Regions from separate parts of the Homo sapiens genome. Here region 2 is linked to region 1. The links are chromatin loops, found by intact Hi-C in ENCODE. Cell type or tissue: ascending aorta. All regions are shown on one strand. Links, peaks and the distances in the headings refer to the core of each region. The heading gives the core; the rest is flanking DNA. Region 1 holds the start of TRT-AGT1-3 (tRNA-Thr (anticodon AGT) 1-3). Region 2 holds the start of NUDT19 (nudix hydrolase 19).

The links. Peaks named below come from ENCODE experiments on the same cell type or tissue, not always from the same donor. Only the 100,000 strongest peaks of a DNase experiment are listed, where the experiment ranks them.
Region 2: a loop joins it to region 1, with 6 times the contacts of the local background. A loop is called at or near these places in 6 of 110 quality-filtered maps.

Annotation. Positions count from the first base shown.
Region 1 is chr19:33,173,577-33,182,080 of GRCh38, reverse strand. WDR88 (WD repeat domain 88) reads right to left here. Exons shown (of 11, transcript NM_173479.4): 11 at 6,282-6,685. The coding sequence ends at 6,509. It overlaps TRT-AGT1-3 (tRNA-Thr (anticodon AGT) 1-3), which reads right to left and starts at 5,024; the gene lies at 4,951-5,024. It overlaps LOC124904691 (a long non-coding RNA gene), which reads left to right and starts at 5,203. Exons shown (of 2, transcript XR_007067228.1): 1 at 5,203-7,881. RefSeq lists enhancers at 4,305-4,424, 4,435-4,494, 5,585-5,654, 5,367-6,131 and silencers at 4,665-5,024, 5,225-5,384. In ascending aorta, for the core only: CTCF peaks have their summits at 4,544 (motif pointing left) and 5,664 (motif pointing left); DNase peaks (open chromatin) are centred at 3,809 and 5,070; H3K4me3 peaks cover 2,948 bases; H3K27ac peaks cover 2,776 bases.
Region 2 is chr19:32,688,252-32,696,755 of GRCh38, reverse strand. It overlaps NUDT19 (nudix hydrolase 19), which reads right to left and starts at 4,935. Exons shown (of 3, transcript NM_001105570.2): 1 at 4,082-4,935. The coding sequence starts at 4,795. It overlaps NUDT19-DT (NUDT19 divergent transcript), which reads left to right and starts at 4,460. Exons shown (of 2, transcript NR_186320.1): 1 at 4,460-5,393. LOC124904690 (a long non-coding RNA gene) reads left to right here. Exons shown (of 2, transcript XR_007067226.1): 2 at 2,662-3,791. RefSeq lists a silencer at 4,563-4,972. In ascending aorta, for the core only: no CTCF peak of the experiment used is centred there; DNase peaks (open chromatin) are centred at 4,395, 5,025 and 8,251; H3K4me3 peaks cover 3,515 bases; H3K27ac peaks cover 1,885 bases.

The DNA of each region.
Region 1 (8,504 bases), core at 371-8,370:
CCTGGCCAACATGGTGAAACCCTGTCTCTACTAAAAATACAAAAATTAGCCAGGCAGTAGTGGCACATGCCCATAGTCCAAGCTACTTGGGAGGCTGAGGCAGGAGAATTGCTTGAACCCGGGAGGCAGAGGTTGCAGTAAGCTGAGATTGTGCCACTGCACTCCAGCCTGGGCAATAGAGCAAAACTCCATTTCAAAAAGAAAAGGAAAGATCACCATCATTGAACAGAGGTGGGTGAGGGAAATGGATGAGTGATTCTGCCTCCTGCAGCTGAGAACTCAGCATACTGGAGACCACACTCTCAGCCTTCCCCGGCAGTGAGGAGGCCCTGCTCCTCCGGAGAGGCTGTAGGAGGGTTCTTCCCCAAGGCTGAGGCCACCTCTCAGTCATTAAAGCTGAAACCCTCTCCTGGAAGCAGCTGATGGTATGTGCGTATCTCTGCCCTCCTAGCGCAGATGAAACCTCTCTTTCCCTGTCTGGAGCCCTTCAGGCCACAGTTGCATGGGAGGTAGAAACAGAGGGAAATGGGACAGTCCACCGCCCAACAAATGCAGGCTCTGCCCTACTGGAAGAGCACAGGCCATGTGCAAGAAATAGTTAAATCCACGTGGAGCTGGTGGGGACAGGCTGGGAAGACGAACCAGACTGCTGTCAACATGACTTTTATTATTTTAAGTTTTTTTTAGAGAGAGGAAGTCTTGCTATGTTGACTAGGCCAGTCTTGAACTCTTTTTATTCATTTATTTTATTTTTTATTTTATTTTATTTTGAGTTAGAGTCTCGCTCTTTCACCCAGGCTGGAGTGCAGTGGCGCAATCTCAGTTCACTGCAACCTCCACCTCCCAGGTTCAGGCGATTCTTGTGCCTCGGACTCCCAAGTAGCCGGGACTACAGGTGTGCACCATCATGCCTGGCTACTTTTGTATTTCTAGTAGAGACAGGGTTTTGCCATGTTGGCCAGGCTGGTCTTGAACTCCTGAGCTCAAGTGATCCACCCGCCTTGGCCTCCCAAACTGCTGGGATGACTGGTATGAGCCGCTGTGCCCGGCCTTTAATATTTTTATTTAGATTAGATTGACTTTTGTGCTGTGAAATGCATAGATCTTAAGCATACAATTTAATGAGTTTTGATAAACACACACCCAAACTCCTACAAAATAAAGAGCATTTCCATCAACCCCTCGAAGGTCTTTTTGTACCCATTTTCAAGAAATCAATCTCTGCCACCTATGCAACCATTGCTCTGCTGTCACTATAGATTAATTTGCATTTCCTAGAGCTTTATGTAAGTGAAATCATAAATGATGTACTGTTTCACTGTACACGACGTGAGATTCCACCCACGTCTGTGTAAGTGTCAGCATCCCATCCCTTTCTCTTGCTGTGTAGTGGTCCATTGCCTGGATAACCCACAGTTTATTCATCTCCTGTGGACACCTGGGCTGTTCCTAGTTTTTTACTATTGTATTGAGAGCATCTGTGGCATTTTCTTATGGACGTTGTTTTCATTTATTTTGGATAAATACTGAAGGCTGGGATTGTTCATAACCCAGCTTTTCAGATTCTGATAGAATGCGGTAATTTTCACTGCTTTGCTATACCCCTTGGGCCCTTCCTCTGCTAAAAATTATTTTGTCACTTATATGTGTTGTAGATATCTTTTTCTTGTTTGTAAGTTGTCCTTTTTTTCCCTTTAAGATCAAAGTTATCATTCACCATCCCAATTTGCACAATTCAGAATCTGCCCAAAAATCAAACAAGCAATCAGCAGTAATAAGACAGTCAAGACAGTCAGGCAAGAGGGCTGCTTTAAGGAGCCACATTTAAACATCAAAGGCATTCCTATTTAGCAGGAGCATGCAATTTTTAAAAAATGGAATTATCCCATTCACAGTATCTAGAAATAACCCCAGCAAGAAATATATGGGACCCAGGCTGGGCACAGTGTCTCTTGCATGTAATCCCAGCATTTTGGGAGGCCGAGGCAGGCAGATCTCTTGATGCGAGGAGTCGGAGACCAACCTGGGCAACATGGTGAAACCCTGCCTCTACTAAAAATACAAAAATTAGCCAGGCGTGGTAGCACACGCCTGTAATCCCAGCTACCTGGGTGGCTGAGGCAGGAGAATTGCTTGAACCTGGGAGGTGGAGGTTGCAGTGAGTCAAGATCGCACCACTGCACTCCAGTCTGGGCAATAAGAGTGAAACTGCTTCTCAAAAAAAAAAAAAATCTACTTATAATGGTATCAAAAAAAGAAAATACTTAGAAATGTGCTTAACAAAAGAGGTGTAAAACTTATGCTCTGAAAACTAAAAACCTTGTTGAAAGAAATTAAAGAAGACCTAAATAAATTGAAAGCCATTCCATGTTCATGGATTAGAAAACTTAACATTATTAAGATAACAATATCCCCCCAAATGATTTATTTCTATCAAATGCAATTTCTATCAAAATCCCAACTGGATTGTTTGCAGAAATTTACAGGCTGATTCTAAAACTCATGGAAATTCAACAGACCCAGAATAGCCAGAACAATCTTGAAAATAACAACTTTGAAGTCCTCATACGTCCCAATTTGAAAATTTAGTACACAGCTATAGTTATCAAGAGTGTGGCACAGGCATAAAGCTAGACATGTAGATTAAGGTACTAGAATTAGAAAACCACAAATAAGCCCTCATATTTATGGTCAATTGATTTTCCACAAGGGTGCCAAGACCTTTGGGAACAGAATAGTCTTTTCAACAAATGGCGTTTGGATGAATGAAAATCCACATGCAAAAGAATGAAGCTGGACCCCTCCTTCACATCATATACAAAATTGACTCAAAGTAGATCCAAAACTTAAATGTAAGAGCAAAAGCTATAAAACCCTTATAAGAAAACATTAGTGTAAATCTTTATGACCTTGAACTTGGCAATGGAGTCTTGAATATGACATCAAAAGCATAAGCAAAAAGGAAAAGTAGATACATTAGACTTGATCAATATTGAAACGTTTGCACTTCTAATGACAGTATTAAGAAAGCAAAGAAGGCCGGGCACGGTGGTTCACACCTGTAATCCCAGCACTTTGGGAGGCCAAGGCAGGCGGATCAAGAGGTCAAGAGATCGAGACCATCCTGGCCAACATGGTGAAACCCCGTCTCTACCAAAAATACAAAAATTAGTTGGGCGTGGTGGCACGCGCCTGTAGTCCCAGCTACTTGGGAGGCTGAGGCAGGAGAATCGCTTGAACCCGGGAGGTGGAGGTTGCCGTGGGCAGAGATCACACCACTGCACTCCATCCTGGTGACACAGTGAGACTCTGTCTCAAAAAAAAAAAAATGCGGTGGCTCACACCTGTAATCCCCACACTTTGGGAGGCTGAGGTGGGCGGGGCGGATCACCTGAGGTCAGGAATTCGAGACCAGCCTGGCCAACATGATGAAACCTCGTCTCTACTAAAAATGCAAAAATTAGCCGGGCGTGGTGATGTGCACCTGTAATCCCAGCTACTCGGGAGGCTGAGACAGGAGAATCGCTTGAACCGGGGAGGCGGAGGTTGCAGTGAGCAGAGATCACACCACTGCACTCCAGCCTGGGCGACAAAGACTCCATCTCAGTAAATAAATAAATAAATAAATAAATAAATAGCAAAGAGAAAAGGAAACGGAGAAAAGATTTCAAACCCTGTATCCAATGAGGGACTTTTTAATTTTTATTTTTTCTTCGAGATGGAATCTCGCTCTGTCGCCCAGGCTGGATTGCAGTGGCGTAAGTATGAGCCAGAAATAAACCAGCTCCACAATGACGCAAGCCCAGTTTCCAATAAATTCATCCCTAATTGGATCCAGGTGAACGCTCCTATCAGCACTGCAAAACGTCAAAGTCTCCTTACAAGCTTTCCTAGGCAATGTCAGTCAAAAACAACCAAGATACAAAAGCGCGAGAATTGACTAGAAAACGACAGAAATAAACAAACAAACAAAAACAATAAACCCAGATCCATAGAAGAGGCAGGAAGAGGAACTGCTTCTGGGGCAGGTGAATTTGACTACACAGCCTATGCCATGACTGCAATTTCTGCACTGGGACTGTCCTGTCGGGTTTGACATGTGAATCCCTGGAGAATGTTTGTAAAAACTCCAATGCCTCACCCCACCCTACCCCACCACCCCCAAAGCCTCGAATGCACTTGCTCAGGAATAGGTTCCCACATACAAATGTGGGTAGAACCCCAGCGCTGAGCAACCAACCCCAGCCCAGGCAGCTGGCTTCAGCCCACACCCGGCCGTCTGCAGCTGGGGCAGAGTCCCCTGCCTGGCCTGGAGTTTCCACGCAGTCATCGGACTGAGGATCACGCTAACCGGACTCAGTCCCGCATCCCTCCACACGGGGTCCCCTTGGCCTCGCCGCCGGTCCAGGTCTTGCATTTGTGAAAAGGCTGCACCCACTGCGCGGCTGCAGGGAGACGGGCAATCTTCAGGCCTTTGCGAGGCTCAGCTAAGCCCGGCGAACGTCGAGGATCGGCACCCGCGTGGGCTCCCCCAAGTGGCAGCTTGGAGCCAGGAAGACTAGCGCGAGGAACCCACGCCACAGAAGGCGGCGTGGGAGAGCGCGTCCACCGCCCGCCCTGAGGAAGCAGCCTCGGGGCGAACACCGGCTCCTCGCTGGACTCGCACAGCTGCTTCCCAGCCCGCCGCTCGCCTCCCACGGCCAGCCAGCACCATGGCAACCGCGGTCGCCTGGGTCCCCGCGCCGCCTACGCCCCACAGAGCCTGAGACCCGAGAAGGTGGAGTCCGAAGCCCGCCTGCACCCGCCCCCGTGGCCGAGGCCACGCCCCGTTGGGGGGCCCGTCTACCTAGGCCTCTCGGGATCCCGCTCACACCCTCATAGTATCGGGCAGCCGGGTACAGAGCACAAAAGTGCAGGAGCAAAAATGGAAAGAGCTTGGACGCTCGGTTGAGGCACCGCTGGGATTCGAACCCAGGATCTCCTGTTTACTAGACAGGCGCTTTAACCAACTAAGCCACGGCGCCACCCGTACAGGTACTTTCCTAAACTATTCTTCATTACTATTTACCATATGGGCCGCGCGCATGCGCACACATTCGGCCTGTTGTGGCGCACGCGTAGTGTAGCTTCCGATTCACACAGGCAGCTGAGACTGAGACCGGAAGCTTGGGCTGCACGGAGCGGGCGGAGCCTGGGAAGGCCAGACTTCCTGGTCACGGTAATGTCTCTTCCAACGTGGAGCCAGGACGCTCCGCCTTTGGGGAACGCTGGTGCAGGGCTTGGGACTCAGGGCAGTGCGGTCGAGCCCCTACCCACTCCGGAGAACCCCCGGCCCCGCCAGCGCGGCCGGGCTGCTGGCTCCCCTGGCGTCCGGTCGAGGCGCACACCCGCCTCGGTCCGACTGTGACCCCGGTGAGCTTCGGACCATTCTGCCCCGCGACCTCAGCCTGAGAAGACCCGGGGCCCTGCCAGCTCCCGGGACTATAACTTCAGTTGAGTCGCTACTTCCGCGGATCCTGAGCTGGGGGAAAGTCGAGGGGTCCGGAAGGCTCAGGAGGGATCGTGGACTTCAGGGTTCCCAGGCTGCTGGCGTGGAGCACCAACACCTTACATGGAGGGGTTTCTGCTGCCAGAGCAGGCAAGGCCCTCCCCTCCCTAGTTTCTCACTGACCCCTTCTGGGTGTCCTCACGCAACTACACCAGCCACTGGTCTCCGCACTTTCCAGAGGGCCTGTGGGCAACTACGAAGCCGAACACTGCCAACCCATCCACCCAGCATCCCTGCAGCATGCACAGAAAGGTTCACCCAGCATGGTGTGCAATAGGAAACTAAGCTCCTATCTCAGCCTATTTCTGGATTGATGCACGCTGTGCAAAATGCCGTGGCAGCAGGAAGAGGGCTGCACATAAGCAAGGGGTTCTGGAAATTAAGACGTCTAGAGGAGAAAGCGTGAGACATCCCGTGATGGCAATGCCACCGCCACCCCCTTGCCTAACCAAACCGTCCTCTGCTCCGGGCAAGTGGCCATCTGGGAGCATTAGCCAGGGAGGCACTCATTGTGTCTTGCCATCACGTCCACAGAGGGGGCCCCACACCTTGTCATACTCATTTGACAAACTCTCCAGAACTGCTGGTGCCAGCCCCCACAGGTCACCTTACAGGGCAACTCCAGACTCCACAATGTGAGTCTAATATGTGTTCCAAGAATCAAACAGGATGAGCACCAAGACATAAAGCTTAGAAATAGCAAGACTGCTTTTCAGATGCACATGCACGCTTGTTTTCCAAAGGAATTAGATTTATTCTGCATGAAAACGGAAAGTGTTCACTCCCCAAGCTGAGAGCTGAGGAGGTGGCACTGTGCTGAGTCCAGCCAGGGCTTGGGTCCTGCCCCAGTCTGACAGGCCTGCTGAGCCTGGGAGGGGCCCAAGAGAAAGCCCCTGCAAAGCCCCGAAACCTACATGCTAGGTAGCCTGTGCTGGAGTCACTCAAAGGGGCCTGTGGCTGTCAGTCATCCTTGCTTCCCCTTGGCGGCGGTGAGTTCTCCCTTTCCGATGATGATGATGACGATGAAGTATCTGCTGGCAAGCCCCTTGTATCTATCCGGCAGAACACGCATTGGGTGAACATTTCAGAAGAGGTGTCACTCTTGAAGATGGAGAAAGGCCTGTCACATCTTTCGCACTGACATGGGATATTTTAAAAGAGCAGAAAGGAGGTGCTGGTCAGAGGTGATCCAGGCATGCCATTAGAATTCTCCCAGCTACCTTGAGCTGGGGCAAGGCAAGGGTTCCCCTCTCTGGAATCTCTTTTTGGTTTGTTTGTTTGTTTTTGTTTTTGTTTTTGAGACAGAGTCTCACTTTGTTGCCCAGGCTGGAGTGCAGTGGCACCATCTAGGCTTACTGCAACCTCCGCCTCCCAGGTTCAAGCAATTCTCCTGCCTCAGCCACCCGAGTAGCTGGGATTACAGGCGTGCACCACCACATCCTGCTAATTTTTGTATTTTTAGTAGAGATGGGGTTTCTCCATGTTGGCCAGGCTGGTCTTGAACTCCTGGCCTCAAGTGATCCACCCACCTTGGCAGCCCAGAGTGCTGGGATTACAGGCGTGAGCCACTGGGCGCAGCCCCTCTCTGGAATCTCTAACCCCACAAAGGCGGAAATTGCAGAGAGAATGAGCACAGGCTGCTTCCCCACCAATGGCTAAGCAGGTCCTGCCAGCTCATGTCTCCTGCCAGCTCATGTCTCCTGCCAGCTCATGTCTCCTGCCATGGGGGTCCTGAGGACATGCGTGGCAAGCCCCTTGACAGTTGGGAGGATGGGGGTGAGTGTCCCGCCCCATCCATTGTTCTGTGCCGAGTAAAATTGTGGGACTAAGAGGATGACTCCCTGACATCCTGAGAACACCCAACTTTTACAGAACCATGAGACGCAAGTAGGCAAGATTTCTGAACAAAGCAGGGGTGTGAAGCAGATTGATGCAGGTGCTAGGTGCCCTCCTGCGTCCCTGAGCCTGTTTCTGGCCAAAGCTCACAGAGTACACTGAAAACAAATGGCACAGCTCACCCATCACGTCTGCTTCCCACTAACAAGCAAGAGTGCCATGGGATGAGGTCTCCTAGGCCATGGGCAGAGGCCCCTCAGGGGTTCCCACCATGCATGGTCCCCTGGAGAAGAGCCTGCAAGGTGGCCGCGCCCCTGCCCTGGCTCTCCCAGCCCCTGGGCTTTGCTGTTCTGCCCACTCCAGGACACTGAGGCCTGCTGGAGAGGGGGGTAAACCCTACCTGGGGCAGGCCTCGGGGAAGCCTGGCCTCAGGCTTCTCATGTTGATTGATTCAGAGCAAGTCAAATGCAGCAGGCTCATCCTTGCTTCAGCTTCAGGTAGGCCTCTTTCTTTTCCTTTTTTGCAAGAAATAGATTAGATCCCAGTTTGGGTGCGGATAGCTTGCGCCTGTAGTCCCAGCACTTTGGGAGGCTGAGGCGGGCGGATCACTTGAGCTCAGGAGTTCGAGACCAACCTGGCCAACATGGTGAAACCCCGTCTCTAATAAAAACACAAAACAATTAGCCAGCGTAGTGGTGGGCGCCTGTAGTCCCAGCTACTCGGGAGGCTGAGGCAGGAGAATCGCTTGAACCCGGGAGGCGGAGGTTGCAGTGAGACGAGATCGCGCCACTGCACTCCAGCCTGGGCGACAGAGCGAGACTCCATCTCAAAAAAGAAATAAAAAGAAAAAAGGAAATTTGATCCTTTACCTACCTTATCCTACATTCCTACATCCCACGGTCCAACCCCAGAACAACAGGGCTCACAGAGGAGGAGGCTCCCAGGCCTTGCCCTAGGTGGCCAGTGAAAAACAAGGGCCATCACTGCTCTGTAGCAAGTCAGCTTTCACAGTTTAAGGGCCAAACAGGGACAAGGTCCATGTGAGTCCCACCCCTCACACAACTGCCTTGCAGTGCGGCTCCCAAATTAGCCATTCCCAGAAGCAGTGGCTCCCAGCCGA
Region 2 (8,504 bases), core at 311-8,310, 490 kb after region 1:
CCTGGGACAGGCTGTAACCAGGTATTTCTCCCACCTCCTCAGTTGTAATTGGGAGACTTTGCTCCTTTCACATGCCTTTCTTGTTATGCCTGAAAGTCCCACACCCTTATTAGGGAGGGATATATTAGCCAAAGCTGGAGCTATTATCTACATGAATATGGGGAACAAGTTACCCATTTGTTGTCCCCTGCTTGGGGAGGGAATCAACCCTGAAGTCTGGGCATTGGAAGGAACAAACTCAAGCTCTAGCCTTAAGCCTTCCCACAGGACGAAACTTTTCTTTAAACGTCACAGAGAGAGCAGGAATAGCTCTTGGGGTCCTTACTCAGACTCATGGGACAACTCCACAACCAGTGGCATACCTAAGGAAACTGATACAGTAGCAAAAGGCTAGACTAACTGTTTAGGGGTAGTTGTGGCAGTGGCTGTCTTAGTGTCAGAGGCTATCAAAATAATACAAGGAAAGGATCTCACTGTCTGGACTACTCATGATGTAAATGGCAAACTAGGTGCCAAAGGAAGTTTATGGCTATCAGAAAACCACCTGCTTAGATACCAGGCACTACTCCTTGAGTGACCAGTGCTTCAAGTGCATACATGTGTGGCCCTCAGCCCTGCCACTTTTCTCCCAGAGGATAGGGAGCGGGTCAAGCATGGCTGCCAACAGGTAGTAGTCCAGACTTATGCCGCCTGAAAGGATCTCTTAGAAGTCCCGTTAGCTAATCCTGACCTTAACCTATATACCGATGGAAGTTCATTTGTGGAAAATGGGATACGAAGGGCAGGTTATGCCACAGTTAGTGATGTAACCGTACTTGAAAGTAAACCTCTTCCCCCAGGGACCAGCACCCAGTTAGCAGAACTAGTGGCACTTACCCGAGCCTTAGAACTGGGAAAGGAAAAAAGAAAAAACGTGTATACAGATAGCAAGTATGCTTATCTAATCCTACATGCCCATGCTGCAATATGTAAAGAAAGAGCGTTCCTAACCTCTGGGGGAACCCCCATTAAATACCACAAGGAAATCATGGAGTTATTGCACTCAATGCAAAAACCCAAGGAGGTGGCAGTCTTACACTGCCGAAGCCATCAAAAAGGGGAAGGAGAAGGGAGAACGGCAGCATAAGCGGCTGGCAGAGGCAGGGAAAGACCAGCAGAGAGAAAGAGGCAAAGTCAAAGACAGAAGGAAAGAGAGGAAGAGACAAAGGAGTCAGAGAGAAAGAGATAGAAGTAGTAAAGAAAAAACAGTGCACCCTATTCCTTTAAAAGCCAGGGTAAATTTAAAATATATAATTCATGCCTGTAATCCCAGCACTTTGGGAGGCCAAGGCGGGCAGATCATGAGGTCAGGAGTTTGAGACCAACTTGGCCAACATGGTGAAACCCCGTCTCTACTAAAAATACAAAAATTAGCCAGGTGTGGTGGCGGGCGCCTGTAATTCCAGCTACTCCAGAGGCTGAGGCAGGAGAATTGCTTGAACCCGGGAAGCAGAGGTTGCGGTGAGCCTAGATCATGCCACTGCACTCCAGCCTGGGTGACAGGGCAAGACTCCATCTCCAAAAAAATAAAAATGAAAAATAAAACCTACAATTGATAATTGAAGGTCTTCTCTGTAACCCTGTAACACTCCAATACCACCTTGTTGTCAGTGTAAACAAGGGCATAGCCCAAAAGCACTGAGGCCACTGACAACCTGTAGCCTTCCTATCAAAAATCCTTAACCCAGCAGGTTCCTAACAGGGGATCTAAATCTGAAGGTCTGACCAGACATAGGAGGAACCCCCTTCAGGACAGGATGATAGATGTTTCCTCCTGGGCGATTAAGGAAAAAGACACAATGGGTACTCAGTACGTGATAAGGAAACTCTTACAGAAGCAGAGTTAGGAAAATTGCCTAATAATTGGTCTGCTCAAATGTGCAAGCTGTTTGCACTCAGCCAAACCTTAAAGTACTTACAGAATCAGGAAGGAGCCATCTATACCAATTTTAAGTGAATATGGACTGAACGAGGTCTTATTAATAGCAAAGAATAATTGAAATCCCAAACTTAAGGTTTTCAACAAAAGTAAAGTTTGCTAAAAGTTAACAGTGTAACACATATTATCCTAACTTCTAATCTTATGGACATCAGACCCTATCAGTGCCCCTCAAAGCTCAAGTCCATCAGCACAGGGCCATACAACTGATACCCCTACTTATAGGGCTAGAAATGGCCACTGCTACAGGAACCGGAATAGCCAGTTTATCTACTTCATTATCTTACTACCACACACTCTCAAAGTATTTCTCAGACAGTTTGCAAGAAATAACAAAATCTATTCAGTAAGGATAGTAACTACAATCCCAAATAGACTCTGGCAGCAGTGACTCTCCAAAACCCCCGAGGCCTAGACCTCCTCACTGCTGAGAAAGGAGGACTTTGCACCTTAGGGGAAGAGTGTTGTTTTTACACTAACAAGTCAGGGATAGTGCAAGATGCCGCCCGGCATTTACAGGAAAAGGTTTCTGAAATCAGACAACGCCTTTCAAACTCTTATACCAACCTCTGGAGTTGGGCAACATGGCTTCTCCCCTTTCTACATCCTGTGACAGCCGTTTTACTATTACTCGCCTTCGGGCCCTGTATTTTTAACCTCCTTGTCAAATTTGTTTCCTCTAGAATCAAGGCCATCAAACTACAGATGGTCTTACAAACGGAAACCCAAATGAGCTCAACTAACAACTTCTACCGAGGACCCCTGGACCGACCCACTGGCCCTTTCACTGGCCTAGAGAGTTCCCCTCTGGAGGACACTACAACTGCAGGGCCCCTTCTTTGCCCCTGTCCAGCAGGAAGTAGCTAGAGCAGTCATTGCCCAATTCCCAACAGCAGATGGGGTGCCCTGTTTAGAGGCGGGATTGAGAGGTGAAGCCCCTGGACTTCCTGGGTCCAGTGGGGACTTGGAGAACTTTTCTGTCTAGCTAAAGATTTGTAAATGCACCAATCAGCACTCTGTAAAAACGCACCAATCAGTGCTCTGTGTCTAGCTAAAGGTTTGTAAATGCACCAATCAGTACTATGTAAAAACGCACCAATCAGTGCTCTGTCTAGCTAAAGATTTGTAAACGCACCAATCCGCACTCTGTAAAAATGGACCAATCAGCACTCTGCAAAATGGACCAATCAGCAGGACATGGGCAGGGCCAAATAAGGGAATAAAAGCTGGCCACCCAGCCACCAGCACCCAACCTGCTCTGATCCCCTTCCGCTGTGGGAGGTTTGTTCTTTTGCTCTTTGCAATAAATCTTGCTGCTGCTCACTCCTTGGGTCCGCACTACCTTTATAAGCTGTAACACTGACCACAAATGTCTGCAGCTTCGCTCCTGAAGCCAGCGAGACCACAAACCCACCAAGAGGAACAAACAACTCCTGACGCACCACCTTTAAGAGCTGTAACACTCACTGCGAAGGTCTGCGGCTTCAATCCTGAAGTCAGCGAGACCACGAACCTACCAGAAGGAAGAAACTCCAGACACATCTGAACATCTGAAGGAAGAAACTGGACACACCATCTTTAAGAACTGTAACACTCACTTCGAGGGTCCGCGGCTTTATTCTTAAAGTCAGCGAGACCAAGAACCCACTGGAAGGAACCAATTCTGGACACACCAGGAGCTGGAGACGAGCCTGGGTGTGCAACACAGAGAGACAAGACCCCCATCTGTACCAAAAATAAATAAAAATAGGAAGACTGGATCATATTAAGTCTGTTCTCCAAGAAAACCAAATTAAACGGCTGTGGAGATGTACTATGTCTACACATGTACAAGTGCTTACACAGTGGCCACGCTGGAGGAACCACGTGGAGAGACAGGCTCCAGGCCTTGAGACCCCAAAGCCTAGGAAAGCAGAGAGCACTTCACCAAGAGCATGGCTTTGGTCTACAGGGGTGAGAGTTTCCAGCCCGTCTAAGCGTTCCTTGCTGCTTAATCTCTCTGGGCTTGGCCTATGCGGGGGTCCCTTGGGGGCCTGGGCCGCTGGGAGGGGTCCTCCCTCTCACGTCCTGGCGGTCCGCAGCAAGGCCCTGAGCAGGCCTTACCTGGTAGCCCACCACCTCCGCCAAGTCGGGGTAGACGGGCGGCGGCTCGCGCAGGCAGCACAGGAAGAAGGCCGTGTCAAAGCGGCGAGTGGTGCCCCGCAAGAAAGGGGTGAGCCAGGCGCTCCAGTTGTGCAGCGCCCAGATGTCGGGTGTGCAGTCGAGGTGGGCGCACAGCCGCAGGAAGTGGCGCGGGTCCTGGCGCACGCGGTCGCGCCAGGAGGCCAGGCCCGGCGGTGGCTCCAGGGCGAGGCCAGGCCCGGGTGCTGGGCCTGGTGGGGAAGTCCTGGGCCGCAGCAGCAGCACGCCCGCCTCCTCAAAGGCCTCCCGCACGGCGCAGATGCGGAAGGCTACGTCCTCAGGCAGCGTCCCAGTGTTGTCGGTCTTGTGGTCATCGGTGTCGGGCAGCGACGGGAAAGCGGTGCGGCTGAATGGCGCCGGGCCCAGGCCGAAGCGCGGCGGCCCGTGGTGCGGCGCGAAGAGGCCCAGCCAGTCCGCCGAGCGGTCGGCCGCATCCAGCACTCCGCCGGAGAAGACGTGCGCGCCCGGCATGAAGCCTTGGTGCGGGGAGCGCTGCAGCAGCAGCAGCCGGAAGCCCTCGGCCGGCGGCGGGCGCGACGGCGGGGTGGCGGTCTCCGGGCGCGACCAGCCAGCCGCCAGGACGATGCTGGCCGCCCGCCGCCAGCGGCTGGGGCCCGGCCGCAGGGAGCTGCTCATGGCGCGCAGCTTCCCGGATCCGATTCTGGCGCGGCCTGAGCTCCACGGCAGGTGGCCCGGCCCTGCAGGGACCCCAGCACCTCCGGGGGCCTCGCGGGAATTGAGGACGAGCCTCTGGCGTTGGGTGAACCTGGGCGTTTGGTCGGCAACGGCGCCTGCCTGTGGGAGGGGCACCCGAGCAGGGACCGCCTCGAGTGCACTGGGGCCCAGCTAGGGCACTCTCGCGGGACAATGGGTGTCACGGCAGCCAGCGACCGTTTGTCATTCACAGCTGCCTGAAAGGAGGACCGCAGTATTCCCACGCAGGAAGCTTGGACCAAAAGCAGGAATGCTTAAGGGCGCATATGACTTGCCATGGTAAAAAACAGGATGCCAACCCAGGCCTGATGACATCCACCTCACTAAAAGCTAAGGACTAGGACTTTCTGCTTTAAACAAGGACCCACATGTGGGTGTTTTCTGTGGGAGAGGGAGAGAGGACATTCGAAGGGCAGAAGTCTGACCTTTGCAAGCACACGTGAACCACACCAATGAGAAATGAATGGACGAGCCAGATGCCAATTTATAAATTTCCTACTGCACACCTTGAATGTGAAAGGTACTCCCAGAGTAATTTCTCTCGTGTTCTGGTTACCTTTTATTGTCAGGGCGCCTGGGGACGGCCTTAGGTGTCTTAGGACATTTGACGAGTTCCACTTTGATGGGAGATGTTTAATCTGGGCCTCCACATGGAGATTTCTCTCCACCTTGTTAGTGTCTAGAAGACTTCCACCTCCAATAGCAGGATTATGATCTTTTGAAAAGCCTGTGTAAATTTGAGTCTTTTCTTTTATAACTCCTTATCAGTCACCGACAGCTTTTCCCATAATTGCTATTATAATTGGATCACACATTTGTTATGTTTTTGGATGAAATACACTATACCCCTGCCGACCCTCACAAACCATCATTTTAATGTGGGTTATTTCCTGGGTAGAATCCACAGATGACATTGTCAATATTTAGGGGTTTTGTTTGTTTTTTTGTTTGAAGAGACCTGGTCTCTGGCCAGGCGCTGTGGCTTACACCTGTAATCCCAGCACTTTGGGAGGCCGAGGTGGTCGGATCACCTGAGGCCAGGACTTCAAGACCAGCATGGCCAACATGGCAAAACCCCGCCTCTACTAAAAATACAAAAATTAGCTGGGTGTGGCGGCCCGCGCCTATAGTTGCAGCTACTCAGGAGGCTGAGGCAGGAGAATCACTTGAATCTGGGTGGAGGTTGCTGTGAGCCAAGATCCTGCCACTGCATTCCGGCATGGGTGACAGAGCGAGACTCTGTCTCAAAAAAATAAATAAATAAATAAAATAAAAATACAGAGCAATGGAGAGAAAGGCACTCAGGTGATTAAAGTAACATGTCTTCAATACTAGGAGTAATAATAATCCTAGGGGATAATAATATTAGTAGTTACTGGGTACAGTGTGTGAGGCACTAGGAACTTTATTAGTATTAGTTGTGTAATTCTTACAAAACCCCATGAAGTGGAAACAGTTACCACTATTTTACAGATGACTAACCATTTATGGAGGGATTAAGGGTCTTAAGAACATACTACTCCCTTTGCTGTAAAATAACACCGTGGTTTTGTAGGTGAATGTGTGTGTTTCAACATCAGCTGGTTTTCACAGAAGCTGGTTACTCATGAGTGAGATGACCAAGTCCTGGTCCTGGGTGCATAGCAAAACAACAGAAACTGAACCTTTTTTTTTTTTGAGAGGGAGTCTGGCGCTCTCACCAGGCTGGAGTGCAGTGGTGCGATCTCGGCTTACTGCAATATCTGCCTCTCGGGTTCAAGCAATTCTCCTGCCTCAGCCTCTGGAGTAGCTGGGATTGCAGGCGCATGCTACTACGCCTGACTAATTTTTGTATTTTTAGCAGAGACAAGGTTTCATCATGTTGGTGAGGCTGGTCTCTAACGCCTGACCTCAAGTGATCTGCCTACCTCAGCCTCCCAAAGTGCTGGGATTACAGGTGTGAGCCACCACACCTGGCAGAAACTGGACCTTAACCAACACAGAACAGTGTCCAAAATGTGCACACTGCCATGACTGTCATATTTGGGGCACTGAGATGACACAATTACAGTTTATGGATTCAGAGATCATGTCATATAAACTCAGTTATCTGAACTGTAGCCAAGAAATGATACAGAAGCAAAGAACTATCCATGAGCATTCAAAGAGATACAGATATCATATTCATATCTAAAGTGCTCTGCTCACAGGATAATTTGTGGATATGTTATTTACCTAATGCTGTTAACAAATTAGTCAAAAACTTGGTGGATTAAATCAATAAACACTTATTGTCCAGGCATGGTGGGTAATGTCTGTAACCCTAACACTTAGGGAGGGCGAGGCGGGAGGATAACTTGAGGCCAGGAATTCAAGACCAGCCTGGGAAACACAGTGAGACCCCTCCTCTTAAAAGAAAATTAGTGGGGAGGTGCAGTGGCTCACGCCTATAATCACAGCACTTTGGGAGGCCAAGGTGGGCGGATCACAGGTCAGGAGATCGAGACCATCCTGGCTAACACGGTGAAACCCCATCTCTACTAAAAATACAAAAAATTAGCCGGGTGTGGTGGCAGGCGCCTGTAGTCCCAGCTACTCAGGAGGCTGAGGCAGGAGAATGGCAAGAACCCGGGAGGCAGAGCTTGCAGTGAGCTGAGATTGCGCCACTGCACTCCAGCCTGGGTGACAGAGTGAGACTCCGTCTCAAAAAAAAAAAAAAGAAAAAGAAAATTAGCTGGGTGTGGTATCACATGCCTGTAGTCCCAGCTACTCAAGAGGCTGAGATGGGAGGATCGCTTGGGCCCAGGAGTTGGAGGCTGCAGTGAGCCATGATCACGCCACTGCACTCCGACCTGGGTGACAGAGCAAGACTCTGCCTCAAAAGAAAAAAAAAGATGGGGCACAGTGGCTCACACCTGTAATCCCAGCACTTTGGGAGGCCGAGGTGGGTGGATCACCTGAGGTCACAAGTTTGAGGCCAGCCTGGCCAACATGGTGAGACCCCGTCTCTACTAAAAATACAAAAAATAAAAATAAAAATTAGCTGGGTGTGGTCGTGGGCACCTGTAATCCCAGCTACTCGGGAGGCTGAGGCAGGAGAATCGCTTGAACCCGGGAGGCAGAGGTTGCAGTGAGCTGAGATAGTGCTACTGCACTGCAGCCTAGGTGAGAGAGCAAGACTCTGTTTCAAAATCAAAAGCAAAACAAAACAAAAAAAACAAGAAAAACAAACAAAAAACAATGGACATTGATTATCCCACCTTTTCTGTTGATCAGGGATTAGGGACCACCTCCATGTGGTGATCCTAACTCAGTATCTCCCATGAGGCTGTGATCAGCATGTCAGCCAGGGCTTGTCCAGCACTGGGAGATCCACTTCCTCAATGGCTCACTCACATGGCTGTTGGCAGGGGGCCTAGTTCCTTACCGCATGGATCTTTCCATAGGGTTGCTTCAATGTCTTCAGGACTTGGTGGGTAAACTTCTCCCAGAAAGAATGATCCATGAGAGAGGAAGAAGCCATGATGCCTTTTATGACTTAGCCTCAAAAGTTACACTTCAGGCTGGGCACAGTGGCTCATACCTGGCAATCCCAATACTTTGGGAGGCCAAGATGTGTGGATCACCTGAGGTCAGGAGTTGAGCCCAGCCT